Linked DNA regions of Mus musculus: region 1 is linked to region 2. The links are chromatin loops, found by intact Hi-C in ENCODE. Cell type or tissue: heart. All regions are shown on one strand. Links, peaks and the distances in the headings refer to the core of each region. The heading gives the core; the rest is flanking DNA. Region 1 overlaps Gm40287 (a long non-coding RNA gene). Region 2 has its middle 24 kb from the start of Mir6387.

What was found. Peaks named below come from ENCODE experiments on the same cell type or tissue, not always from the same donor. Only the 100,000 strongest peaks of a DNase experiment are listed, where the experiment ranks them.
Region 1: a loop joins it to region 2, with 2.1 times the contacts of the local background. A loop is called at or near these places in 5 of 42 quality-filtered maps.

Annotation. Positions count from the first base shown.
Region 1 is chr12:15,719,075-15,727,417 of GRCm38, forward strand. It overlaps Gm40287 (a long non-coding RNA gene), which reads left to right. Exons shown (of 6, transcript XR_872503.1): 4 at 1,786-1,877; 5 at 6,271-6,391; 6 at 6,955-7,802. Among named protein-coding and RNA genes, the nearest start is that of Mir6387, 78 kb to the right of the region's middle. In heart, for the core only: no CTCF peak of the experiment used is centred there; a DNase peak (open chromatin) is centred at 3,277.
Region 2 is chr12:15,773,373-15,781,715 of GRCm38, forward strand. No RefSeq gene overlaps it. Among named protein-coding and RNA genes, the nearest start is that of Mir6387, 24 kb to the right of the region's middle. In heart, for the core only: no CTCF peak of the experiment used is centred there; a DNase peak (open chromatin) is centred at 3,879.

The DNA.
Region 1 (8,343 bases), core at 194-8,193, 54 kb before region 2:
TGGGTCTTCTGGTCATTAATATTGGCTTCACCAAGTCTGGACCAAACCCTCTGATACATCCATGGTGCCCTTTAAGAGATTAATATATGTATAGGTCATGTCTCTCACAAAGAGGTTAGAGAGTGACACAGTTTCTAAAAAATAAAAATAAAAAAAAAAGCTTGCACTCTTCCCCTGAAAAGTTACAGATGGCGATTATGTCGCTATCTAGGTTGTTAAGATACAAAGGCTGTCTCAAAGACATACTTGCTGGGCTGGAGACTCAGGGGGCACACTGTATACTCATTTTTCGTGTCCTTCGTGTTCTTCAGATGAACACAACTCTGAAAGACTGACTCATTGCAGGGACATTTTCCCAAGACTGTCACAGTATTATAAATGGCTTCCCTATGTTCCAGTGTCCCCTGCACGTGAAATAAAGAAAATGTCCCTTCAGGCAGGTGAATAGAAATACTGCATGTGACCTAGTTTAATAATACTTCATCTTTATGTCTTTCTTTCCACTGATGAGACTCTTTCACCATTAAGGTAATGAAACCCTTCCATCTTTCAGGACCTCCATCCCACCCAGGAGGAGTGGCAGAGGACAGGATAACAGAAACAGGTAGAAGGACAGAGAAGCCAGGCCTTAGTGGTCCATTGCCATTTTTGTCTTTTGATTTTAGTAGATGAGGAAGATAGTTCTAAAGAATGAAGCCTCTTTCCTGAGCATGCACAACACAGAGATGACAGTCCCACTCCCTTCCTTGCTGGTATTTGATGTAGAGATTTTCAGGGAGATCTAGATGTCCAGTTTTTTAAAAATAGAACTCACTTGCTTCTATTTTACACTTCTGATGTAGGTTTTTTTTCCTTTCTTGAAGTAAAAAAAAAAAAAAGAATGTTAATATATGAAACTTCTCCTGTATCTTCAGGGAATCTTAGATGCATAAGACTTAGTCCCTAGATGGGAAAAAGGAACTTAAGGTGATAGCAGCTGCCTTGAGAGGGCTAGGGTTCTGGTTCTACTCTTGCTCACTGGTTCCTTGTGTAACACAGAAGGTCTCTCTCTCTCTCTCTCTCTCTCTCTCTCTCTCTCTCTCTCTCTCTCTCTCTCTCTCTCCCCGTAGGGTGGAGGGGTATGTATCTTGATTTCTACTCCTGTTGTAGGCGTAGCTCCTTAATAGCCAGTCATTGACCATGGCAAAAGAAACGTTGGTTTATTCAAGGATCTGGCACACCATACAGTAAGTTACTCTAAGCCACCCTAGTACACACAGACCAGAGTGAGAAACAGCCCTAGCGGCCTCCAGTTCAACTCTCTTTCTGTGTAAGCACAAGAGGAAGTTGAACTCCATGAAATTAATGACTCATTGGGCCCAGTGCAACCTGAACTTGAAAACATGCTTTGACACAATCTATCGTGAGCATGGTAACAAGTCCTCTAAGGGACAGGGTTGTTGTAGCTCCACAACGCTCATGATTTCTCACTCATCTGAATTACAAGATATATCAACTTTACAGGCAGAATACTTGCAGTTACTGATTCAGTTGCATTAAAATATGATCTCTTCAGCCACTGTGCCCTAACCCTGGGTGTCATGACCCTCAGAACAAAACTTTGCACTCCCTTTGTACAACCAAAGAAGTCACTTTCCCAAGGTGGAATAATGAAGCACGGGCAGAGCTGGGATTGCAAAATAAACTCTGCCTTTACTTTTATTTTTTAATACTTCCAGATATTATTTCATATAGGGGCATAGTTATCCCCTTCCCTCTAAACCAGCTTCATTTCTGTTGCTACAGAGCAGTGGGAGCTGAGCTAACATATTGGAAACAACCTCCAGGAATCATGGACATGGCACAGTTGTGCTTTTCCTCTGAAACAGAGATGGAAGGTAAACAGTCGGGGTAGATGTGGGAACTGGTCAAAAGAAAGCATTTTCTGGCTCCACTGTAAAATGAAATAAAATGAAGCTGTCAAATGCACGAGGTCAAGGTTGACTGCTGTTCGTGGAACATGCTTTTGTTCACTGGGTCTGCCCTATCACGATACAGTGGTACGTGTTGTTATGTTGTAGTCACGAAGCAACTAAAAGGCTCATAAACCAGCAGAGGAACCAAGAAGAATCTACAAATACTAACTATGCCATATAAATGACTAGAGGAACAGAACGGAAGCCCTGAAAATACTGAAGATGTCAATCAGTTTTTAGAGGGCCCTGTTGACCAGCCAGCCATCACAGTTTCCTTGTCCCATATGAGAAGATACTACCAGAAGTAAATGATTGTGCTCTTGGGCAAGGGGGGTGACTTTTCTGTACCTCTGCCATCCAGTTTGAGTATTGGGAGCCACAGTGCACTTTAGGAGCCATCTGAAATCTCATGTTTTGGAGATGTTCAGCTGAGTTATGGCAACTTTCACCTCTGGCTAGCCAGTGGGACAACTGGAGCACAGGCCCACCTGCTGCTCCCATCCAGGCCCTCATCCCTAGCTGTGCTCTGCACATGGCTGGGATAATGTCCCACTTGTTCTTCTGAATAAACAGGATGCAGTTTACCCAGTTTTTCCAAATGGCAACCCAAGAGATGACAACCTAAAATTTGTTTTCCTGCTTTCTTGAAGTTAAAGGAAGTTGCACCAGAGGAGATTCTTCTATGTGTGGGAGCCTACCTGGAGGAATATGAGCCTAGTGAACAGATGTCAGATGAAAGGAGAGGGAGAGGGGGAGGGAGGAGAGGAAGGAGAGGGAGGAGAGAGAGGGCAGGCAGGACAGGGAGGACAGGGAGGACAGGGAGGAGAGGGAAACAGGGAGGACAGGGAGGACAGGGAGGAGAGGGAGGACAGGGAGGACAGGGAGGACAGGGAGGACAGGGGGGACAGGGAGGACAGGGAGGACAGGGAGGACAGGGAGGAGAGGGAGGACAGGGAGGACAGGGAGGACAGGGGGGACAGGGAGGACAGGGAGGAGAGGGAGGACAGGGAGGACAGGGGGGACAGGGAGGACAGGGAGGACAGGGAGGACAGGGAGGACAGGGAGGACAGGGAGGACAGGGAGGACAGGGGGGACAGGGAGGACAGGGAGGAGAGGGAAACAGGGAGGACAGGGAGGACAGGGACAGGGACAGGGAGAGGGAGACATAGGCCACACATGGTAAGCCTCCTGTTTCCGTTCTTATTCTAGGGCAGAAAACTGTGAAATACAAACTAAAGTCAGGACAGACCTTGGTCAACCCAACACAGCCAGAGAACAGGCTGTAGGTCACATGGAATTCCTGAAGGTTTTGAGGAGACCTACAGAGCACTGATCTGTCACTAGCTAATCATGTCTATGTGCCCAGAATTGGGGATATCCTTAAGGGTTCACAGCACTAACAAGTCCTGAGACTCTGAGAGTCTCGGGAAACTGCACAGTGTGTAATTTCCTCCTGTGTAAATCCCAAAGTACTTCTCCAGGAAGGATCCAGGAAGCCCCTGAACTCTCTGTTTGGGAAATAGAAGATAGATGCCAAATCAATGCTTCAGGAAGATCCAGAAGGAATCAGAAAGGCCATCTAATATGATGACCCATTTGACCTTCTATTTTCTACACAAATAGCCTCATGAAACCTGCCTAGGCTTCCTCTGCATAACTCCAGTAATCATAAGGTTGTTCACTGCCTTCAAATCACTCCATGATTTTATGACTCAGAATTCGCAAAGTCTCTCTTTTTAAAGTAGACTCTAAGCCTGACTTTCTCTGAACATCATTCATTGACCTCAAAGCTCTCTAGGGCATACAAGATACTCTCTGTCTTTTCCAGTAGCTCTTTCTGTGCTTCTGCTTAGAAAAGTCAGGACCACTGAGGGTGGCTTCGGCTCAGTGAAGTTGGATAAGTGTCCTTTGTCTCATCTTGTTATCACCCCCAAAAGATTAAAATTCTCAGGTAAAATAATTCCTGCCATTCAAATATAACTGTTCATTTCATTGGTCTTTCTTTTGGGGGAGGGGGGTTGAGACAGGGTTTCTCTGTATAGCCCTGGCTGTTCCGGAACTCACTCTGTAGACCAGGCTGGCCTCGAACTCAGAAATCCGCCTGCCTCTGCCTCCCAAGTGCTGGGATTAAAGGTGTGCGCCACCACCGTCTGGCGCTATACATTGTTTTAAAACATAGCTCTGACCCCTCATCTTATTACATTCTGTTAAGGTGAAGCTCGACCCACGAGAGTGAATGCATACTTGGTGCTATAAACTAGATCAAACATCCAAGCTGGGGAAGTTGTTGGTCCTAAGGCTGACCTCCCTATTATTGATAAGCTAAAATGACAGGGCATCATATTGCAGGTTAATTGTTTGTATCCATAGACAGATGCTGTTTTTATTCTTAATCCAACAACGTCTCTTTGAAGTGAACAACAGTGAGAGAAGAGACTGGGGTGCTGAAGGTATTTTGAATAAATAATGGATGAGTACTTATCCTGAAACAGGACATTTATGTCATGCCCTCTGAGGCTCAGAAATATTGCAGAAGAAGGAATGGAAAGAATGTGGGGGCCAGAAACTGAGGAGAAGAGACACAGAGCGTTCTCCTCAGGACACGACCCAGCCACTGCAGACATGATCTCATAGCACTAGACCTGCAAAACCTGTCAAAACCCACATGGGCAGAGGGGCTCCTGAGGCCCTAAAGCTTCCTCTTCAACTGCTGTCAACCGATTGGTTCCTGGGAAGAGACAGTTAGGAAGCAAGTCTGAGCCCATCAGGATTTAACAGCTAGCTCCAGACTCATTGCCGCACAGATGGTCCTAGTTAAAATCAGCGGGTACCAAAAAAATATTAAAAAAAGCATGAACTGTGGGAGGGGGATCATAGTGAAAGGGGGAGAATAATCGGGATGTGAAGGAACTAATAGAGAACAGAAAGAGAAGGAAGCTATCAAAAAAAATCATAACTAAAGATATAAATATAAACAATTATAAAAATACATATAAATAAACAGATTTAAAAAAATAAATTCTAGTGACATGGAATTAAAGTGAATTGAACCCTAACTAGCAACCACAAAGCCTTTACAGCTCCCCACCCCAACCCCACCCCCATCTTAGAGGCCATTGTGAGAATCATTAGTCTATGATAGATGACTTGTGATTGGTCTATACCCATTCTCTTAGCCTTTCAAGTTCATTAGCAGGATCAGCAATGACCCGATCCCTCCTTTTAGACACAATATAATGAAGATTCAAAAGCAGATTTCTCTCTGAATCTAATCATACATAATTCTATTTTTTCCTTTCAAAAGTATGTTTTTACAAATATTAGATAAACATTTAATAGGTCACAGGGCATCTATGAGTTTCTTATGTAAGAAAGGTAAGAAGGTTTTTAAGTGTAAAAAATAGTAAATACTAAATACTAAGGAATTGTGTTGTTGTTGTTGCTGCTGTTGTTGTTGTTGTTGTCTTATGTTACAAAGGTACTATAAACTTGTTCTCAGTTTGTGCATTCAGGAGCCAGTCCTGGTGAGGCTTCTAGAAGTTTTCAGCAGAATTCAAGATGAGCACATCTATTTTCACTCCTTGCTGATGAACACAGAGCAGTAAGACCTGTGAAACATTGATAATAGAGACCCGAAGAATCAAAGCCGACAACAGTGTCTTCGGGATTAATCCTGGCTTCTCTCTTTCCAAAGTGAATTTAATAGAATATTTTTATCAGTTACCCTCCCAATTGAATATATCTCCACATTTATTTATATTAAAGATATTTTTAAAACCAGCAATAAAGATTTAATTGTTTCCTCCAGATAGGCTCTTCAATGAGCTGGTTTAAGGTTGAAGCTAATGAGCTATTCTGCATTCCTCCAGTAAAAAGTAAAACAGTCCTGGTTGGAAACCTAAAGTGATCCCTTTAATGTGTAAATGAGTAAATGTCTCTCCGAGGGAAGACTCGGGCCTGACAGATTTACACATGTGGAGAGAGTGTTCATTATCCCAAAGATGACAGGACACGAGATCTTCTAGTGATCCATGGGTAATAGATTTCTAAAGTAATACCACAAAGAATACATCATGATAAAATAATGCAGTATGTGCATGAATGAAAACAGATGTGTTCGGGAACTGCTCTTTTCAAATGCACATGTAGAGCTTATTACCCGGGCTACATGGACATCCCACAGATGTTTAGAAAGGGTTAATGTGACTAGCCAGAGACAGACTTATTTTGGCTGAATAAATGCCAATAAAATAAATGACATGGTTTTCTCGTGTTGAATTTTGTATTATTTGAGTCACATTCTTTCTTTTTGCAGGGCTTACTTCTCAGGTAGAGGCTATTCCAGATGATTCTGAGAACACATCTAAGCAACTGTATCGAAAGCCTTCACCCTAAACGAAAGCCTGGATTTGCTGATATGGAAAATATGAATCTGTGTATGTAAATCTCATCCTCCACATTTATTCAATGTCTATTGTCCTAGAAGAGTTCAGAGATTATTAAGTCATTCTGAAGTCTTAAAACCTCTAGTAGCTGAAATTCATTTTCCTAAGATAATTTGCAACTCAATTTTCTTCGAAAGGGATGTGGTCAGACACAATGGAGGTAGTAGTGATGGATCCCCCTGATGTCCCACGCTACATGACGTGGCACACAGGATCCTTCTGCAGTAAAAGCTTTAATGCGTCTTGAGAGGGAGAGCATCAGCTTACAGAGCGAAGACCCCGAATGGCAAAACCCCGTCCCTTTTAAGGAGAATTGTCCTCTGCCTCGGACGTGTCACTCCCTGATTGGCTGCAGCCCATCCGCCGAGTTGTTGTCAAGGGGAAGGCAGAGCACATGCGCAGATTACTTGTTTACTACTTAGAACACAGGATGTCAGCGCCATCTTGTAATGGCGAATGTGAGGGCGGCTCCTCACATCCCCCAGTGGTCATCTCATAGGGTCTTCAAAAGGAAACCAGTGAGGACAAATGTACAGAAATGTCTACATTTTTAGGTATGGGCAATCACCTGAAGGAGAATGGTGTGCAGCCAAGATGGCCTAGGAGCTACCTGGAAGATGTGATCATTCCACATGGGTCCTGTTCCCCTTCTAGGAATGTTGATGGTTTCTACTGTCACTTATACCTGAGATATCTCACCTCCACCTCCACTCTGTCCTAAACTCTGCTGTGGAGCAATATTTCATTCTAAGTGTCTTTTGCTTGGGATGCTCCTTCTGTTGCCCACATCCCTGAGATAATTGTTAATTTTTTCAGAGATTGATACAGGGATCATCTCATGCAGAAACACTCTCTCTCTCTCTCTCTCTCTCTCTCTCTCTCTCTCTCTCTCTGTGTGTGTGTGTGTGTGTGTGTGTGTGTGTGTGTGTGTGTGTGTGTGTGTATGTGTATATACACAGGTCAGACTTAGTATCATTCCTCAGGACCTCAGTCCACTTTGGGTTTTTGTTTTTGTTTTATTTTGTTTTGTTTTTTAAACAGAGTGTCTGACTAGGCTGGGACTCCTCCCTGGCCAGCCAGCCCAGCACATCTGTTTCACCTTCTCAGCCTCTGTATTGTAAGCAAGCACTAAGACAGTTGGATGTTGTTTGTTTGTTTGTTTGTTTGTTTGTTTTACCAAGAGTATCAGAGAAAACTCAGGTCCTCGTTCTCAGATGGCAAAGCTTTTTCCAACTGAGCTACCTTCCTACCCTGCTTTCATGACTCTCTAATCATAGTCCCTGAAACATACTCTATGGGAAGGACTGGAGGACGGACTGATGGATGAAAAGACTCTAGGGCAGTGGCTCTCAACCTTCCTATAGCTGCAACCCTTTAATATAGTTCTGCATGTTGTGGTGACCACAGCCATAAAATTATTCCATTGCTACTCCATAACTGTCCACTTGCTTCTGTTATGAACTGTAATGTAAATATCTAAAAAGCAAGATGCCTGATTTGTGACCCTGAGAGCCCCCAGAGGCGTCACTACACGCAGGTTAAGAACTGCTGCCTAAGGTCTTCCTAGGTCAGCTCTTCACATAGGACTGTCCCTACAGCACCACCATGAAACATTCCTCCTTTATTTTAAGGCTTAGGACTGAGACATACTGCAGCTTTGTGCCACAGCTTGATAGTACTGAGGTTTGAACTTCAGGCTTACCAGAGCATTAAAAATGAGTGTCCGCCATGTAAATACCAGTGGCAGTAGCTACTCATATAGTGGCACAATTACAGGACACCCCTTTTGGTAGAATTAGCCAGTGATTGCAGATATTGAACAGCAATATGGAAGTGTTGATAGAGTACATGCTTTGTTTGGGTAGCCTGTTGCTGGTACCTCCATATTTTGTGTTTCTGTTTGTGGATACAGACCCAAAGTATTCCATAATCATCAAAACAGA
Region 2 (8,343 bases), core at 177-8,176:
TTTCTCTGACTGAGGGACAGTTTTCATTCGCTCAGACATGGTGCATGTCACAACCAATTGTGTTTAGCTTCGAGTCACAGATGCCTGGACATAGTGTCATCTTCTATATGGCCACTTTCTGATACCTTTATGCAGCAGTGCCTCTCTTTGACTCAGACATTCTTACTCATCTTTCAGGACTCAGAGTCTTTCTCCACCTCAGCATGGACTTGATTAGGCCCCAGGACTCATCAGGCTTAGCAAAATCACAGGTAACTCAGAGAGTGTTGTGACTGTCCTTCAACTTCTGCAATCCCTCATTATGCTCTGTCTCCTTACAGCATTTTATCAAGAAAGAAGTCAAGCCACACAGTGAACTTAAGGCATGTAAGAGCGTTGTGGGTTGACATAGCAATAACACAACTAACAATTGTGCTTGCCCTCCAGAACTTACCATTCATGAAGTGAACTGTTTGTGCACCTGCAGCTAAGGAGGTATGCTGCTCTTAGACATAGAGTACTAGGGAACCTGGTTAGCAGCCATTTCTATAAAAACTTCAGGGCAGTCCCACTATAAGACTTCCAGAACATTCTCCCTGGGAATGGTGCCTATTAGCTAGTGGGAATACTGAAGCCTTTGAGATGAGGACAGTGGGAAGCTGTAAGACAAAACTAATGGATGGGGAGGGTCAGTTGTCTTGTGAACCTATCCATTCCTCTACTCTTCAGGCAGTACTTTTCACTAGCCATGCCTGAAAGGCTAGTTATATTGGCAGATTATCCTAGGAGTTGTCAGTAAGGATATCATTATTCTAATGTCATAAATGGTGATTGAACTCAGAGTGTAAATGACAGCTGAGTACACACATTGAGAGAGTGATAGCACGGAGTTCTTCTTAGTCTCTATTATAGAATATCTCTCGTTCTAGCCCATTGACCTCTAGGTTTTGGGTCCAGCAAGTTCCTGCTACCCTACTCTACTAGATGTCACATAGCCTTTCAATGGCCAAAACAGCTGAAACCTCTGTGTGCCTCACCTATATGGGTTATTGATATGGTCTTTCCTCATGATCTGGAGTGCCACAGATGCAGACACAGACAAATATGGTGCCACATGCCACCCTAACACTTGGGACGTAGAAGCAAGAGGATCAAGTCTAGTTTGAACTACATGAGACTCTGTCTCAAAGGAGAACAATAGTATAGAAAATCTCTTTTTTGGGGTACATTTTTGAATGGTATGCACACAGCTTGTAAAGAATGCTACATAGAAAGAGAGAGAGAGCTACAAACTACAGGAAATAAAAGTTAACAAGCACCCCCTTACAATGATAATAAACTATAAACTAAACACATTGGGGGATAATGTCAGAAAAATAGCTAGAGAGATACAGTTCCAAGATTGTCAATCTTACACAAATAAATAATTCTACAGGCAGATGTGTGGCTCCAAGAGTAATCTATGTGACCTACAATGAACATCCTGGAGCCAGTACTCTGTCTCCAGGGAATACACACTGATGCTGGTGAACCCTGTCAAAAAATATAAATGAACTATGCTCATATGCCAATCACATCTGTGTTGCCCTGGGAAATGTCTCAGAAGAAAAGTGAGTTGCATGGATTCTTTAGACTGCTAAGCCAAAGATTCACTATTTGCACAAACATTTGTTGGTGAATGACTATGGATCAGTTGCTGCATGAAATCTCAAGAGTCAGTGTTACCTGACCCACTCAAAAAACTTGTAGCTATTCTCCTATAGTCTGCTAACTGGTGACCACAACATCCAACAGAAGTGATGTCAGTAAAGAAAGATTCATGGTCTCAAGGCTGTTCAGCCTACCATGGTGGAGAGACATGGCAGAATTCACAATGGTGGAAGCACTTGGCAAAGACTCCTCATAAGGCAGAGGGCTGAGAAGCAGACAGCACAGACAGAACCACCAGCCACACCCAACCACTTAACCTCCACATCTCCTTCAAGTAGTGCCATAAGCCAGAGAGGTCCAAACATGAGCCTATGGGACCTCAAGCCATAACAACGGGCTCAAAGAGCTTAAGCATTCAATTAGATCATGGTTGTAGTACAGTATTTATAGCTTTGTATGCCACCCTGGCTGTCAGCTGGACTTAATATATTAAAAACCACAGTCTACTATGAGGAAGAAAGTGAGTCAGGAGACATTTTTAGAAAGCATGCCTTCTCCAGCTCACCCATAGCCCCTTGCTTTTCTTCTGTATGATTTGTGCTTCTTCCACCCTTCCTCTGTCTTGGGATTCTTACCATATCCTCATGCTCAGAATAACAATGTTATGCATGCTTTTTTGCTGGGCCCCTTACGGTATCTCTCGGTCCTCTGGCATTTACTCGGTATGCATTTGATGATACATGACTATGGCTATACACATGTGAATTTCTGAAAAAAAGACAAGAATTCAAGCATGACTTTCTGGAATAAGTGGCCCCAGAGCTACACTGAAGGTTGCTGATAGAAGAAGTATCACTATGTATCTTAACTCCCTTGATATTCAATGTCTCCATTAATACAAGTAGTCACACCAACTAGGTAAACTCTAAACCTTTGCTAGGTGAAAAATATTGAAATAGAGGCCCATAATTCATAAGCTAAGTGGTTTTTTTTTTCTGTACTACATATTATAATTTTTTTCTTTCCCAACTCTGGTTCTATAGAGTCATCAGTTAGTTAACAATTCAATGACCAGGCACTTAGCCCTAACTCTGCATTTTCCTGAGAGAGGATCATTCCTATGTATGGTTAGTCTTGAGTGTCAGCTCACTGGAATTCAGAAAACACTGTGGAAACAAGTGTTTTAGCATATTTGTGAGGGGTTCCTAAATGAGACTAATGGAAGTAAAAGACTCACCTTCAATGTGGGTAGACCATTCCAGGATGTGGAGTCCTGAAGTGAATAAAAAGGCAAAAGCAAGCTTAAGTACTAGCATGTATCTCCCTCTACTTTTTGATAGTAGATGTACTCTGACCAGCTACCTCAAGCTCCTGACGCCACCATAATTTTTCCACTATGGTAAACTATACCCTTGATCCATCAGCCAAAAAAAAAATCAATCTCTTCCTTCCTTAAGTTGCCTTAGTCATCAAGTACTCATCTCTTCCCCAAGACTCATGCGTTAAAGCCTTGGTCTGAAGTTGGCAGATGTGATCAATGAGAAGTGAGGGCTGACCTACTCAATGTATTCATCCATTGATGGATTTAGTAACAGATGGCTTTATTGAGAGGTCATGGAAACTTTCAGAGATGGTGCCTAGCTGGAGGGAGTTAGTCACTTGAAGCACATCTTTGAAGGATATATCATATACCAAAACCCTTTCTCTCCTTCTCCATTTTCCAGCTATCCTGGAGAGAGTAGCTACCCTCTCCCATGCCCTTCTGCCATGATGTGCCAGCAGCATCCGCAAAGTCAAATAATAAGAGAGTGAGTCATAGACTAGTCCTCTGAAACTGACTGCTTTAAAACATGAGTCTAAATAAATTCTCCTTCCCTTAAATGATTCATGTGTTCTACCACAGCAACAAAAGTCCTACTAACATGATGCTTAGTAAAAGCTATCAGAGAAAGGTTGGCCTCCTGCAGTATGGTATATCTCCTCCTCTTCTTGGTTCTTCTGCCCAGGGCACCATGAAAATAGGAGTCATACCTGCAGAAGATAATAGAGAACACCAATATTTATAACCAAAGCCAAAAGAAAGGGTACTGGGTGGGTCCCCTTCTTTTCCTCCTGTGCCCCTCCCAAGATGAACATTTAGTGTTCCCCAGGCTGCTCTTATCATCTTGTGAGGCACACAGTCTCTGCTTGTGCATCCAGAGTAGACAGAACATCAATGTTCTCAGATTCTGTCCAGGCCAACAAATCTCACACTTCCTTCCCAGGAGGGGAAGAGTGATCTCAAGGGTGGAAGCCATTGTTACTCCTTCCTGTGGGCTGGGTTGTTCTAGGAAGGATGTGTACTTCCCCTTGAAACCTTAATTTATTTACTTTTAAAATGGGAAATGATCAGACATTGGAATCCTATTGAAGCTAAAATACCTTAAACTTTGTGTTCCCATCTAGCTCAGAGCAGGGCTACTGCCCACACCATCCTGACAGAACTGAGTAGACTGTTTCAGAGGGAAAACTATTCCTATGGGATAGAATTTGCAATTCTCTAAGCATGATCTACTTAGACACATTTCACGGGTGGTGTGGAACAAGGAGCTGAAATCAGGAAGGCATGGCTCAGTTTGTCCTTCAAGAAAGAATACTATGAAAGCGATTCTTTGACAGCCCCTAGCAGTCATCTCTTTCAAGTTTGTCTCAGTATATCTGAGGTTGTAGTGTTCTCAGAATAGTCTATACATTGACTGAGAGTAGAACTACTGATATCTTAATAGTCGGTGTGTGCTGCGGAGCTCTGCTTTGGGTTAACACACACTTGTTCATCCTAAATCAATGACTATGCTTCTTTGATCTTCCTTTCACTGGTATTTCTTCCCAAGACATTTTCCATCCATGTGATTCCTATAGACACAGGAAGGCCAGGAAGATGACCCAAGACAAATAGGTAAAGAGAATCACTAACCACTCAAATAGCAATTGAGACATGTACCAGGAAAGAAGTAGGACACAGTTCCCAAAACATTAGTGGCTTCATTGCTAAAATTTCAACCACTGGAAGCTTTAAGAGACAATCTAGTAACACTTTGATTCAAATATTTGTAAATGTGGGAGAACCATTTGTAGAAAGAAAATCAGACCTCTCAGTAGTGCCAGGAATAAAGAAAATTTGTTAGGCTCTACAGGTATAGAACTGATATAATAAATACCCATACACACACATACACACACACACACACACACACACACACACACACACACACACACGGAATTTATGACACTGGCTTGCAAGTAATGGTTTTAGTAGTCTAATAATGGCTGTCTCCTAATGGGAGGGCCAAGGATGTAGTAGTTGTTCAGTCCATGAGACAGTATGTCTCAGTAACCCAAATCTTGTCTAGAGTTCCAGAGAAGCTGTAAGGAACTTCAGGTCTTGGATCTACATTGGAATCCCCAAAGAATTAGGTTTTAACACCAGTAAAGGAGTGTCACAGTGACAGGATATATGAACTTGCCATCAAGAATGAGGGCAAGTAGGCAAAAAAATAAATAAAAAATAAAAAGCTTCATTCTTCCATTTCTTTTATGTAGGATGCTGCCTGAAGGTGTGACCCAGCTTTAGGATGAGTCTTCTCACCTTACATGACCCAACTGAAAAAACTTTTCATGAGTCAGAGGGCTAAAGGACACTATGAGAACACAGCACACAAAACCAGCTAAGCAGGTCTCATAGGGGCTCACAGAGACTGAAGAAACAAACAATGTATGGGTCTGAGTTAGGTCCTCTGCATATACATTATGTCTGTGTAGCTTGGTGTTCTTGTGAGATTCTCAACAAGAATGAGAGTGGAAGATGGTAGGTGGGTAGTTTAAGGGATCTCTAGCTCTTTTGCCTATGCTTGGGACCCTTTTCTTCCAACTGGTTTGCCTTGTCCAGCCTTGCTATATGGGTTTATGCCCTTATATTGTATCTTGTTAGGCCATGTTCAGTGGATATCCCTGGGAGGTCTGCTTTTTGGGGGGACTAGAGGGAGGTATGAGGCATGGATATGTGATCTGGGGGGTAGGGAGGTCAGGGTAGGGTCTGGGAGGAAGGGGAAACTGAATTTGGGAGGTAATACATGAGAAAAGAATAAAAGAAAAAAGAAAGGAAATCCTCGTCAAGCATACCCAGGTGTTTAGTTTTAGTTGATTCCAGATGTAGTCAAGTTGACAACGAAGACTAGTGCTCACAGAGGGTTACTGAAGACTGTGAAGAATCATAGTCCACTAAGGATGCTCTAATAAAACTACCTTCAATGGAGTGGCTTATAAACAACTGGCATTTATTTCTCAAATTCTTGAAGGCTAGAAGTACATGATCAGGGAGCCCATACCTGGACTCTAGTGAGGGCTCTTTTTTGAATTGTTCTTATATGGTTGTCACACAGGACAAACTAGGTCACTGGCCTCGTTCAAAGGCACTATTCCCAGTTTTGTGTGTTCTTTATCATAATACAAAAGTTCCATCTGTCTCTAGATACTATATCCTGAGGTGGTAGGATGTCTGCATAAGAATCCTAACTAAGGTGCATATATACACAACCCACTGTATAAAAACACAATATGTTGAGCTTCAGACTCAGATATAATATGCAGTGTAGAACCTTAAAGAAAATTAAATGCTAAGGCAGATGCATTACGGCAAGACAAAGGCAATAGTTTGGAAAATCCGAGTCTCTGCTATATCTTCATAGATTTTCCCATAGATTCTACCTACCCAGATTCTAAAACCCCCATCTTGAAAAGGTATTCTTTCTCCCCCTGTATTAATAACCAACACTCCTTCTTATGTGCAGAGATGTAAGGTTCTCCAATTTGTAAAGCCTCCATTTATAAATATCAGGTTAACTTTTTGTGTTACATCTCTTCATATCCCAGCTACATAGTCTAGATAAGTTTCTAACATATTGAATTCAGAAACTACTGCCATTGTGTCTGCCCTGTTTAACTGTGCACTGAAGAACTGCAAGTATCTACTGTGTGTCCAACTTTCTAATACTGTATATACAGAGTTCATACTCAAAAACTACACAATTGAACTATTAAAAAAAAAACTTAGAAAACTTCTGGGTGTGGCTTGTATACCTGTAACTCCAGCACTGAGGATGGTGACAAGACAATAGTTAAGGATTCTTTTTTTGGCTGCCACCCCAGCTAAACAACAGTAAACTCAAGGTTCAGAAAGAGACCCTCAGCACTCCAATATGTACATGTTTTTCTAGTGAAACTATGGCCATTTATTTGGATATCAAGGGACAAAGGACTATATAAACATCTCAGGAATCCCTAGACACAAGCAAGATTTTACCCTGGTGCTCAGAGACCCTTATCATAACTCACTAGTAAGCCACGGGGGACTATTCACAGTGAGTCCTTGCTGAATCCAAACTCAAATCAGTTCCACAGACTCTGCCGACATACACCATGGCCATTTTCCCATTCTCTACAATTTCGTAGTTGACATACTTGCAGAATCAAGACCTTCTTTTGTGTCTTTGACCTATTGGGTCAGAGTGGGTGTAGAAGAAGAAGCCAAATAAAAGACTCTGAAGTTGGCTAGCCACCTACTCCACTCCCATGTAGAAAGCAAATAGAAAGCAATATTGCATTCCTAGGCAGAGGAATGCACCACTCCCAAAACTTATAGGATGAAAGATTTGTGATTTCTCCTACATTTCCTGCAGAAGCTAGATGGATCCTGGAAATACTGGTTGATAGTCACAATATCAGTCAAACATTTACCCATTAAAGATAACTTTCCAAATGTGGTATCATTGTGCCTGTGCAGACTAAAATGGCGTTGGACACATAGTATATGTTCTTTACAAGCACATTCATTTCTGACCAAATCATCAAAAATAAAAACTAGTTGACATCTATATTGTATAGACAGCAATATACGTGCCCTAGTTTTCTCTGGCCTATATTGACTGCTTCTTCCCACAGTGGATTCTGAAGAGATACAGATCATTAAAAACTTCCCCATAGAGCATCCTTGTACACCATTAAGTTGACCATATCATGCTATTCAAGGAGGATGAGCAGAGCCTGAAGAGCTATGTTAAAATATTTATAATCAAAATCCAGGAGCTAAAACTTCAAAAGATTGGGGGTCTGGTGCTTGACCAATGTTTTAAAAGATTAGGGACAGTTTAAATGGCTGCAGTTCTCATTTCTTACCTCAAATAAGGAAACACAATGCCTATCAGGCCTCTTGTGTCCACAAAGAAACAAAAGATTGTGAAAGCATATGTAATTATAAAGGTATTTGCTTATGTTAATTATATTAAACATACTCAATGGTTTGACGTAAAACAGTAACAATGCATAGTATGTTTTATAATCCATAGAAATCAAAGTGTGTGACTAAAAGAATACAAGCTGCATGTGGCTTAGTCTTGCCAATGTGGTGGAATTGACACTGCCCAGGAGAATAATAAAGCATACACTGACTGTGAAGCCTGAAGATGTTTCCAGACAGGATTAACTAAGCGGGAGAGGGTCTTCCTGGAGTGTGGGTGGCCCCACACCATGCCCGGGGGGCCTGAACGAAGTAACAAGGAGAAAAAGGAAAAGCTTTATACATTTTCTTTTACCCCCTTCTCTTCTCTTCTCTTCTCTTCTCTTCTCTTCTCTTCTCTTCTCTTCTCTTCTCTTCTCTTCTCTTCTCTTCTCTTCTCTTCT